Regions from separate parts of the Homo sapiens genome. Here region 2 is linked to region 1. Evidence: chromatin loops called from intact Hi-C (ENCODE). Cell type or tissue: OCI-LY7. All regions are shown on one strand. Each heading gives the region's core, and the rest is flanking DNA. Links, peaks and the distances in the headings are about the cores only. Region 1 has its middle 11 kb from the start of MIR6729. Region 2 has its middle 15 kb from the start of MIR7846.

Evidence for each region. Peaks named below come from ENCODE experiments on the same cell type or tissue, not always from the same donor. Only the 100,000 strongest peaks of a DNase experiment are listed, where the experiment ranks them.
Region 2: a loop joins it to region 1, with 3 times the contacts of the local background. A loop is called at or near these places in 2 of 110 quality-filtered maps.

What each region holds. Positions count from the first base shown.
Region 1 is chr1:12,037,902-12,043,271 of GRCh38, reverse strand. No RefSeq gene overlaps it. Among named protein-coding and RNA genes, the nearest start is that of MIR6729, 11 kb to the right of the region's middle. RefSeq lists enhancers at 2,484-2,553, 3,619-4,118 and a cis regulatory region at 3,901-5,023. In OCI-LY7, for the core only: no CTCF peak of the experiment used is centred there; DNase peaks (open chromatin) are centred at 2,541 and 3,251; H3K4me3 peaks cover 1,815 bases; H3K27ac peaks cover 3,384 bases.
Region 2 is chr1:12,149,197-12,154,566 of GRCh38, reverse strand. No RefSeq gene overlaps it. Among named protein-coding and RNA genes, the nearest start is that of MIR7846, 15 kb to the left of the region's middle. In OCI-LY7, for the core only: no CTCF peak of the experiment used is centred there; DNase peaks (open chromatin) are centred at 2,316, 3,566, 3,916, 5,166 and 1 weaker place; H3K4me3 peaks cover 3,103 bases; H3K27ac peaks cover 4,501 bases.

The DNA of each region.
Region 1 (5,370 bases), core at 268-5,267:
GCTCCCCACATCTCAGACGATGGGCGGCCGGGCAGAGACGCTCCTCACTTCCTAGATGGGATGGCGGCCGGGCAGAGACGCTCCTCACTTTCCAGACTGGGCAGCCAGGCAGAGGGGCTCCTCACATCCCAGACGATGGGCGGCCAGGCAGAGACGCTCCTCACTTCCCAGACGGGGTGGCGGCCGGGCAGAGGCTGCAATCTCGGCACTTTGGGAGGCCAAGGCAGGCGGCTGGGAGGTGGAGGTTTTAGCGAGCCGAGATCACGCCACTGCACTCCAGCCTGGGCACCATTGAGCACTGAGTGAACGAGACTCCGTCTGCAATCCCGGCACCTCGGGAGGCCGAGGCTGGCGGATCACTCGCGATTAGGAGCTGGAGACGGGCCCGGCCAACACAGCGAAACCCCGTCTCCACCAAAAAAATACGAAAACCAGTCAGGCGTGGCGGCGCGCGCCTGCAATCGCAGGCACTCGGCAGGCTGAGGCAGGAGAATCAGGCAGGGAGGTTGCAGTGAGCCGAGATGGCAGCAGTACAGTCCAGCTTCGGCTCGGCATCAGAGGGAGACCGTGGGGAGAGGGAGAGGGAGAGGGAGAGGGAGAGGGAGAGGGAGAGGGACTCGCGTCTTAAGAGCCCCATTACCCTACCTTAATTACATCTGCAGAAAGGCTGGGCATGGTGGCTCACGCCTGTAATCCCAGCACTTTGGGAGGCCAAGGCGGGTGGATCACTTAAGGTCAGGAGTTCAAGACTATCCTAGCCAACATGGTGAAACCCTGTCTCTACTGAAAATACAAAAAATTAGCCAGGTATGGTGGTGTGCGTCTGTAGTCCCAGTTGCTCGGGAGGCTGAGGCAGGAGAATCACTTGAACCCGGGAGGCGCAGGTTGCAGTGAGCCGAGAGCGTGCCACTGCGCTCCAGCTTGGGCAACCAAAAACAAACAAACAAAAAACAGAAAGAAAAAAAGAAAAGAAATTTATGTTGCTTAAGCCCTGCAGTCTGTGGTGTTCTGTTATACAGCCCTAGCGGGTGATAGGGTGAGACTATCTCAAAAAAAAAAAAAAAAAAAGAAAAAAATTATATCTGCATAGACCCTTATTCCAAATAAGGTCATATACTCTGAAGTTCTAGGTGGACATATCTTTGGGGGGCCACCTCTGAACCCACATCAGGGACCCAGAGAAGATGCCGGCTCTCCCAAATGTCAGTGTCCTCAGAGTCCTTTGGCAGCTGAGGCCCACAGGGAGGATCAGCACCTGGGAGACCCTTGTCCTTCAGAAGGGCCCAGCCCAGCAAGGCAAGAAGTCCCAAGGAACCCACCCATCCCGGTCAGGAGAACCACAGGAGGGTTTTACGGGGATGGGGAGTCCACGTGGCCAGGCAGGGAGACTGAGGAAAGGTTTGGGCAATCCGGCCTGAAGGCGGGACTTGAGCAGGTCTTACCCTGCAGGAGGAGTGGAATGGAGGTGTGGGTAACTGCCCCCATCCTGCTCTGTTCCCACACCGTGTCCTACAGAGTCCCTAGAGTTCCCAACCAAAGATTCCTGGAAGGGCCTGAGTGGTTTTCAGGCCTCTGACCCTCCCAGGCTTGGAGGCCCGCAGGGCCCTACTCCAGCACAGACACTGGGCCAGCGCCCTGTGTCCATCATTTCATGGAAGAATCACCTGAAACTTCCCCTGCTCCCACTCGGCTCATTCCTTACTGTGTATCTGGCCAGGTGGGGTGGACCCCTCTAGAGACAGGATCCTCATCTGCCAATATGCACACAGGCCCTGGTTTCAAATAATAATGTTGCACATTTATTAGGCCCAGTACTGCACTACGCATTTCATCTCCTGATCATCTAATTTCATCCTCTAAAAACCCCAACGCAGTAGGTAACATTCTTGGTTTTCTGGGTTTTTTTTTTTTGTTGTTGTTGTTTTGTTTTGTTTTGTTTTGTTTTTTGAGACAGGGTCTTGCTCTGTCACCCAGGCTGGAGTGCAGTAGCTCGACCGTGGCTCGCTGCAGCTTCCAACTCCTGGGCTCAAGTGATCCTCCTGCCTCAGCCTCCCAAGTGGCTGGAAACACAGGTTCGTGCCACCACACCTGGCTAATTTTTTAAATTCTTTTGTAGAGACAGGGGTCTCCCTATGTTGCCCAAGCCGGTCTCGAGCTCCTGGGCTCAAGCAATCCACCCACCTTGGCCTCCCAAAGTGTTGGCATTATAGGTGTGAGCCACGGTGCCTGGCCCAGTAGGTAGCATTCTAATCCCCATTCTACAGATGAGGAAACTGAGGCTCAGAGAAGCCCACTGACTTGTGCAGGAGCAGCAGCCAACACTGACCCCCAGGCTGAGGCTCCAGGTCCAGTGTTCTGCAACACACAGCTGGCACCTGGGGCTGCTTCCTCTCCTGGGTGAGCCTAAGTAGCAAATGTAAGAAGTTATGTTTGCTCATTTCTGCTTGAGTGGATTCACAAGCCGCTGGCTCTGTGACAATGGGCAGCTCTCTGGAGGGATGCTTTGAAGACAAAACAGAATAGAGCCCCATGTCTCTTGCGTGAGTCACTATATTCCTTGAAAGATAAATGGCCCCAGACTTGCTTTTTCCTACACATAAGATACCATCTGGTGGGGTTAGTGATTCTGCCTCCACAATCGATTCAGCAGATGTGCTTTAGTCATCTATAGCCAGATGTACTCTATACCCAAACCTCGATGTGATTTTGTACATATTACAGCTTCACCACCTGTACATAAACTGTGAACTGAAACTGCCAGAGCAGCTGATAGAACCCCTCCACAGGGCTGCTCTCAGGCAATAGGCTCGGTCTATAGTCCTGGTAAAACTTCTGAATAAAAAGAACTCTAAAGTTTTTGTTTTTTGTTTTTGAGACGGAGTTTCACTCTTGTTGCCCAGGCTGGAATGCAATGGTGTGATCTCAGCTCACTGCAACCTCTGCCTCCCGGGTTCAAGCGATTCTCCTCCCGCAGCCTCCCGAGTAGCTGACATTACAGGCATGTGCCACCACGCCCGGCTAATTTTGTATTTTTAGTAGAGACTGGGTTTCTCAATGTTGGTCAGACTGGTCTCGAACTCCTGACCTCAAGTGATCTGCCCACCTTGGCCTCCCAAAGTGCTGGGATTACAGGCTTGAGCCACCACGCCCGGCATTTTTATTTATTTATTTATTTTTAGACATGGTCTCACTCTGTTGCTCAGGCTGGAGTGCAGTGTTGTGATCACCACGCACTGCAGTCTCAGACTTCCCCGGGCTCAGGTGATCCTCCCACCTCAGCCTACCAAGTAGCTGGGAACCACAGATGTATGTCACCATGCCTGGCTAATTTTTTGTATTTTCAGTAGAGATGGGGTTTCATCTCTACATGTTGCCCAGGCTGCTCTTAAACTCCTGGGCTCGGGCAATCCACTGGCTTCAGCCTCCCAAATTACTGGGATTACAAGTGTGAGCTACCACACCCAGCCCGAACTCTAATTCTTCAGCTTTTTATTTTCTTTAGTTGACACCTGGCAAACTTCCACCATGGGAGTCAGGGGGTGTTTGTCAGAATTTGCTGGGAATGGGATGGGGGGCAGCTAGTTCTCCCTCGAGGCTGGGGTGTTCTGTAACCCTCAATCCTGGTGGACAGGAAGGGTTCCCCCACCAAATCTGAGGCCTGGGGAATTCTCAAAGCCCTCCCTCTCCCCTTCTCCACTGGCTGAGATGTCATGAGTCCTGGCTGGCCAAGAAAGGCTTCCTTGCCTCGGGAGCTGGAGGCCCAGGACACCTGGGTGCCTCTGGTATCCCATCAACAATGGTGGGGGATAGAGGAGGCAGGGCTGGGGGAAGCAGAGGGGTTTCTGCTGAGTTTCAGAGGCTGTGTTGCCAACTCTTAGCCACAGATAAAGAGGGCCAAAGAGAGTGTGGTCAGAGCTCAGCATGGTGATGGCATGACAGGGGATGTCCCCAAAGGCCACCCAAACCATCATCAGGCACTCTTATGCCACCCCAACTGATCACATCACGATCCTGTGGGCCCAGCTTCCTCTCAAAACTTCCTGCAAGGCTTCAGCCATCCACCCTCACAGCCTCAGCACTGGCCCCAGGGAGGGTCCTGCCCACCCACATCCCTCCTCCCTCCCTGTCCTCAGAGCCTCCATGCTAATGAAACTGGCAAGAAGGCTGCTGCCGGCATCTGCTCCCAGCAACAGCCCTTCCAGGAGCTGGGGGTGAAGGCCACTGGATCAAAGGACTCCATGCCCTGCTTCCATTCTCTCTTATCGTCCTGGGGAAGGCATGAGCTGGAGCAAACTCAGGGGGCAGGTTCCATTCCAGGCAACAGGATGGCATCAATCTTATGATGGAAGAGCTGATGACAGTCTTATCATTTCTCATAGCTCCCCTCCCCGTCAGACCACGTGCCCGGGTCTCTGCAGGTCGGATCTGGTTCACCTCTTCTTGGAGTTATCGCCCGTGTACAGATGACAAAACTGAGCTACATACAGAAAGGCTAAGTGACACGGCCGCCGTCACGCAGTCAGTGGGTGGCAATACCGAGGGCGGGTGTTCGGAGCTACACTCTATGTCCTCCCACAGATTGGGCTGAAAAGTTCAGCAAACCTACAGCCAAGTCTACATTGAGCCAGTGTGCATTCTCAGAACATCTGAATGCCACTTTCCAAAGGCAGAGGGGGGAAATCCAGCTGTGTGTGTGTTTCTGGGCCATGCACGCTTCACCTCATGATGAAGTGGGAGTGGAAGGGTCACCCAACCCCTCCAGGGAGAATTCCCCTTTGCAGCCTCCCTCTCAGAGGGTGGCAATCAGTAGCCAACAGGTCCTTGTCTTGCCTGGGAGGTTAAAAGTGGCCTGAGGGAGGGAAGGTGGGGTTATTTCCATACACTTCCATCTGCACGCCAAGGGACTGGGCCCTGCAGCTGCCAATGGATGGCGGACGTAGAGTTTCCCAGATGAAGATGTTTCAGCTGTCCCCAGCCGCTCCCTACCATCCACCCTAGGGTCCTAGACTCCCCTGGGAGACTGGTGCTGAGCCGAGACCCCACAATCTGCCTGAGGCCTAGGGCAACAGATGTGCAGAAACCAGCGCAAGCTAGAACAGCAGCAGCTCAGCCCCAGTGCTAGAATCCCAGGAAACAGGAACCTCGGGTCTCAGGGCTGCCAGGTCTACCTTCCCAAGACCTGGGAGCTCATTTACTCCCTCGTTCATTCAACATTTATTTATTGAACGTCTATCATATGCCGCATGCTGTACTAGGCCCTGGGGATAGCGCCAAGGACAGGACAGGCTTGGTTCCTGCTCTCAAGGAGCTTACAGTCAAGTGTCACAAAGTCTACAATGGGGATGCTGCAGAACCCAACTCCAGGAGCCT
Region 2 (5,370 bases), core at 300-5,299, 110 kb before region 1:
GCTGAGGCAGGAGAATGGCGTGAACCCGGGAGGCGGAGCTTGCAGTGAGCCGAGATCACGCCACTGCACTCCAGCCTGGATGACAGAGCGAGACTCCGTCTCAAAAAAGAAAAAAAGAAAGAAAGAAAATACAATAAATAAATAAATGATTGAAGATAATTTTAAAAAACTACTCAGAAAGGAGGGAAGAAACCAAAATGTTTAAAGGAGTTTCATGGATGATGGGATTGTGTGCAATTTTTTTTTTTTTTAAGGAATACTGATTGTTTTACTTTTGTTGTTGTTGTTACAAGGTCTTGGTCTGGCTGCATCACCCAGGCTGGAGTGCAGTGGCGTGATCTCAGCTTGCTGCAAACTCCGCCTGCTGGGTTCAAGTGATTCTCGTGCCTCAGCCTCCCAAGTAGCTGGGACCACAGGCGCGCACCACCATGCCCAACTAATTTTTGTATTTTTAGTAGAGATGGGGTTTCACCATGTTGGCCAGGCTGGTCTTGAACTCCTGACCTTAAATGATCTGCCCATCTGGGCCTCCCAAAGTGTTAGGATTACTAGCATGAGCCACTGTGCCTCGCCAAGATTGTGTGTAATTTTTATTATATTTATCATATTCCTTATACTTCGTTTCTTCTTTTATTCATCTTTTCCATTTATAAAGTTTGTTTATTTTTATCTTTAAAGTACCAGCAAACTGGGTGCTTGTGCTGAGGGCCACGGATTCTCTGTGTGACCTCAGGCACATCTCTCGCCTTCTCAGGCCTCAGTTTCCCCATCTATACTCTCAGAGGGAGGGGCTGCATGAGGCTGTGAGCCCTGGGAGTCACATACCACTCGTGCACATCATCCTTGCCCCGTGCACTCGGTTTCCTCCAGGCCATGCTGCCCCCTGGGACCTACCAGCCCAGCCAGCCCACAGAGGCATAAACCAGCACATTTTTTTCTCATTAGTGAGATTTCAGCTCAGAGCAAGGGCAGTCAGGGTAGAGGCTTAGAGCAAGGACAGAGAAGGGAGTGACACAGTGAGATGGGCAGTTTCCTGCTAGACTGGACGAGACACAGCTCTGGGCCCATTTCCTTGACGCACTACCCAGCCCTCCCTAGGAAGGCAGCACGTGATACCGGCCCTCTGCTCATCAGTAAGGAGCATGAAATGCTCACCACGTCACTGACCTCATTTCCCCCGCAACATTTCCCCTCCCCAATTCAAAAGAGGAAGAAATAAGTAGTTTTTCCCTGGTGCAATTTCCCAGTCTTCACTTATTCAGACTTTTACGAGTATGTGTGCCTACTGCTGCCCCAGTGAGAGCTGGGCAGGGCTGGGCGTGGATGAGTCACAGTGGGCACACTCCCCGCAGGAGCTTGGGCAGGGTGGGCAGGCGACTTAGAAAAGGGACCAAGGCACCTTGGCTGGAGTGTCCTAGGGGCTTCTTGAAGTAGCTGGCAGTGATTCGGCCACCTCTCATTTGTCCTTCAGGTGAAGTTGGTCTTGAGGCTCTCACTCCCAAGAAACTGGACCTCCTTCCAACCCAGGCTTGTCCTGCCTGCCCCGCAGACTTACTGAGCACCTACTGTATGCCAGACGGAGCAGCTGCTGCCCCTCTGCCACCAGATCGAGATCCTGCTCCTAGACATGTGCCCCAAGGAGGAACCCAGGAACCTTTAGCTCCTAGGAATGAGTGGTAAATTTTCAAACACCAAGAAGCCTAGCAAAAAAAAGGGCTGCTTTAGACAGTTGGGGTATATCAAAAGGAGAAATAGCATCAACTTTGCCATCACCTAGACCTGGGTTCAAGTCTCTGTTCAGGCCATTGACTGGTACGCAACCATGACCTTGGACAAATCACTTTACCTCCCTGAGCCTCCATTTCTTCATCTGTAGAATGGGGATAAATAGCCTCTGCTTTACAGGGGTGCTGTAAGGATCTGAGATGGAGACTCTACAGTGCCTGGCATCTAGTAAGTGCTTAATGAGTGCAGACCCAAAACGTGATGGAGGTCATGTATTCTGCCTTTCCAGAATGGAGCCCAGGTCCCCTAGGGTACAGGAGAGGGTTTCCCTGAGAAGTTCCCAAAGTGCCCAGCCTTGCTTTTCCCCTTCACCCTGGAAGGAAACCCCCTTGGGCTCCAGTTCCCCTGCAGTCCTCCACCCGTCCTGAGGCTGTTGCAACCTCCCACCAAGTAGCCGGCTCAGCCCTGCCAGCCTACCTCCCCAGCTCCTGTAGAACAATTTCCGCCCATGAAATTCTCTCCATCACCTTGCCCCCTTTCTTCTGTAGAAACCTAGAGATGCAAATGCAAGGATGGGGCGATGTCTACCACAGACTCATGATCATAACTACTCACTTCCCCCTGCACACCCTGAATCGCTACATTCTCCCAGACCTTTGTACAGCAGGTGCTACATCCCCAAGCCCTGGCTACACACCTCACCACACTGAGGGCCTACACACCACTTTCTTTTTTTCTTTACAGCAATTACCACCAGCCAATGTTATCCCAAATACTCTTTCTTGTCACTCTGCAGAGGGCAGGGCTGTGTGTCCCCAGCACCCCAGCACGGAGTTTGAGCTTGACAAATATTTATTGAACAAATTAATGGATGAAATTAATCCTTACAACATCTCTTTGGGGTAGGTGCTCTTATTAAACCCATTCTACAGAGGGGAAAGCAGAGACCTGCCTCCATCTGGGCTAGGTGCCATCCACTAGGGTCATGAACCCCAAGCTGCTCTCCATCAAAGCAAATATCATGCTCTAGGCCATGACCAGACTCTAGGTTGGTCTCCCAGTTGGACTGTGACTCCCTGAGAGCAGTACTGTATATCCCCGCCACTGCCCCACTTCACTGTGTTCCCCAGCGCCAAGCACAGTGCCCAACACATAGTAGGTGTTACATACAGATCTGTTGCTTGAGTGACTAAATGAGTGGCTGTATGAATGAATGAATGCATTTCTTCAGAGATATTTTTTGCAAGACTTCTAGAACTTGGCCTCCAGTCCCCCTTCACAGTCAGTGCTGTGGGAGCTTGGAGGTCCTGGGCCTGGGTGTCCTGGAAGGGTTTTTGGAGGAGGAGGAGAAAGATGAGGTTGGAAATTCAGGGGTTGGAGCGCTGAGCAGAGATTTCATGATGAGGATATGCCCTCTGTATTTGGTGACTGAGCGGAAACAGTCGGGTCTCAGGAGAGGTTTAGATATGGGAGCTGTGGAGGTAGCAGCAAAGCTGGATTGGCAGACATTGGCATGTAGGCACTAGGGAGTCATAGAAGGTTCTGTGAGGGAGAGGCCTGGCCACAGCTGGGCTTTGGAAAGGAAAGGTGGGATAAAAACCAAGAGCAAATTCCATTCCCTGTGCATTCACTGAGCCCCATGGATGCCTGCACAGTGTTCTACAGGGTCTGGGACTCAGGGCTGGGGCCTCAGCACAGTGGTGACCTCGGCCTGAGCCACAATGGAGCAGCATGGCCAAGTGTGTGAGGACGCAGACTCCAGCCAGGTGGCCTGGGTTCAAAGCCTAGCTGCGCCACTTAGCAGCTGTGTGACCCTGGGGAACTGGCTTAGCCACTCTGCGTGTTGGTTTCCTCATCTGTAACATAGGGGTAATGTAATAACTACTTCCTAGTGCACTGTGAGGTTTAAGTGAGAGCACACGAAAGCCTCAAGTACAGCTCTTATCATCTTTCTTACTAACCTGTGACTCCATGCATGGCAGGAATAAAGCCTCTTCAACTCTATTGTCAAAGCCCAACCCAGATGGGCACAAAGAGCTTCTCAGGGAACTTTCGATGCATGAACTTGGCCCAGAGGACCCAGGGTCACCCAGCGAGTGCCCCGGTATTCACCAGGAGGTCTTCTGCACAGGGTGAGGAACCCTCCCTCAGTACGTGCAGAAGCTGTATTTCCTGAGTGAAGTGTAATTGCAGTGAAAAACAACATCCCTCCTGACAGCCTGTACTTGCATAATCTACCCACAACTCTATGTGACTTCCTGACATGGTTCTGTGCAACCCAAGTTGGGGGCCCCATCCTGCCCTGGAAGGTCCCAGACCCTGCCCTCTTCCTCAGGAGAGGCCTGGCAAGACCTCTCAGAGCCTTGATTTCCCTATCTAAAAACTAGATAGGGCCTAGTTTGTATGGGTACCAAGCTCAGATGTTCTCTAATCAGACAGATGTGAGCTTGCTTTCCAGTCCTGCCACATTCTGACTGTATGGGTCCCTGAATGCACAGGTCAGCTGCTCAGTCCAGAGCTCACACTCTGGAGACAGACCAGCTTGGATCCAAATTCCAGCCAGAGGAACTTGGGATTCCACCAGGTTATGTAGCTTCCTTGAGCCAACTCCAAGGACAATAATGGCAAAATTACCGAGAGGCTAAAATGAGACAGTATGTGAAGTGCTCCTGCTGACACATAAGATCTCGAGATTCTTTGACACTCCTCCTAATGAGGGGTGGGATCTGTGTCCCCTCCCCTTGAGTCTGGGCTCTGTGACTACCTGGAATGCAGCAAAGGGGATGCAGTGCCAGTTTCCGGGGTCAAATTTTATGACGCTGGCAGTTTCTACTTCCTGCCCCCGGAGTTGTTGGCTCCAGGAACCCAGCAGCCATGCTGTGAGGAAGCCCAAGAAGCTCCACAGAGAGAAACTGACAGCCAGTACCAATTTGCCAGCCCTCTTGGAGGTGGATTCTCCAGCTCATCTCATCACCCCCGCTGGTACTATGTGAGCCGAGATGCACCTCCCCTGCTAAGTCCAGGCCACATTGCAGATTTGTGAGCAAAATTAATGACCATTGTTTTAAGCTATTAAGTTTTGAGGTGATTTGTTATGTAGCAAGAGATGACTGGAACAGTTACATCAGTTACTGGTCATTTAACACTTCTTAAAAATGGGGACATGTGTGCTCATCTATAAGGTCCCTCTGAGGTCACATGACAATGGAGGTAAAATGCTTTGGCATTAAGTGAATTCTGAATTAACGATTTCCCTGCCCCCATGCAAGATCAGCTACATAATTTGTAGAACTCCATGAAAAATGAAAACACAGGGCCCCTTGCCAAAAATTATTCATCACTTTCAAGATGGCGACAGCAGAGCATTAAACCAAGCCCAGGGCCCTTCTGAACCTGGGGCCCTCTGACTGCACGGATCAGTAGCTTGTGAAGCTGCAGAAGCCCAGCTGATGGGATATTTTTGTCTACTCTGTTTACTCTTGCAAAGCTGCCTTGTAAGTAAGAACCCAACCCTCTCACCACAGTTACTTTTAACATCAATTTTTTCTTTAAAGGAAGAATGAAAATCAGCATGTCATCTTTACTGCTCCCTTGGACTAGACAGTGACTTTCCCCTACCCCAGCCCCAACTGACAGCTACAGTTA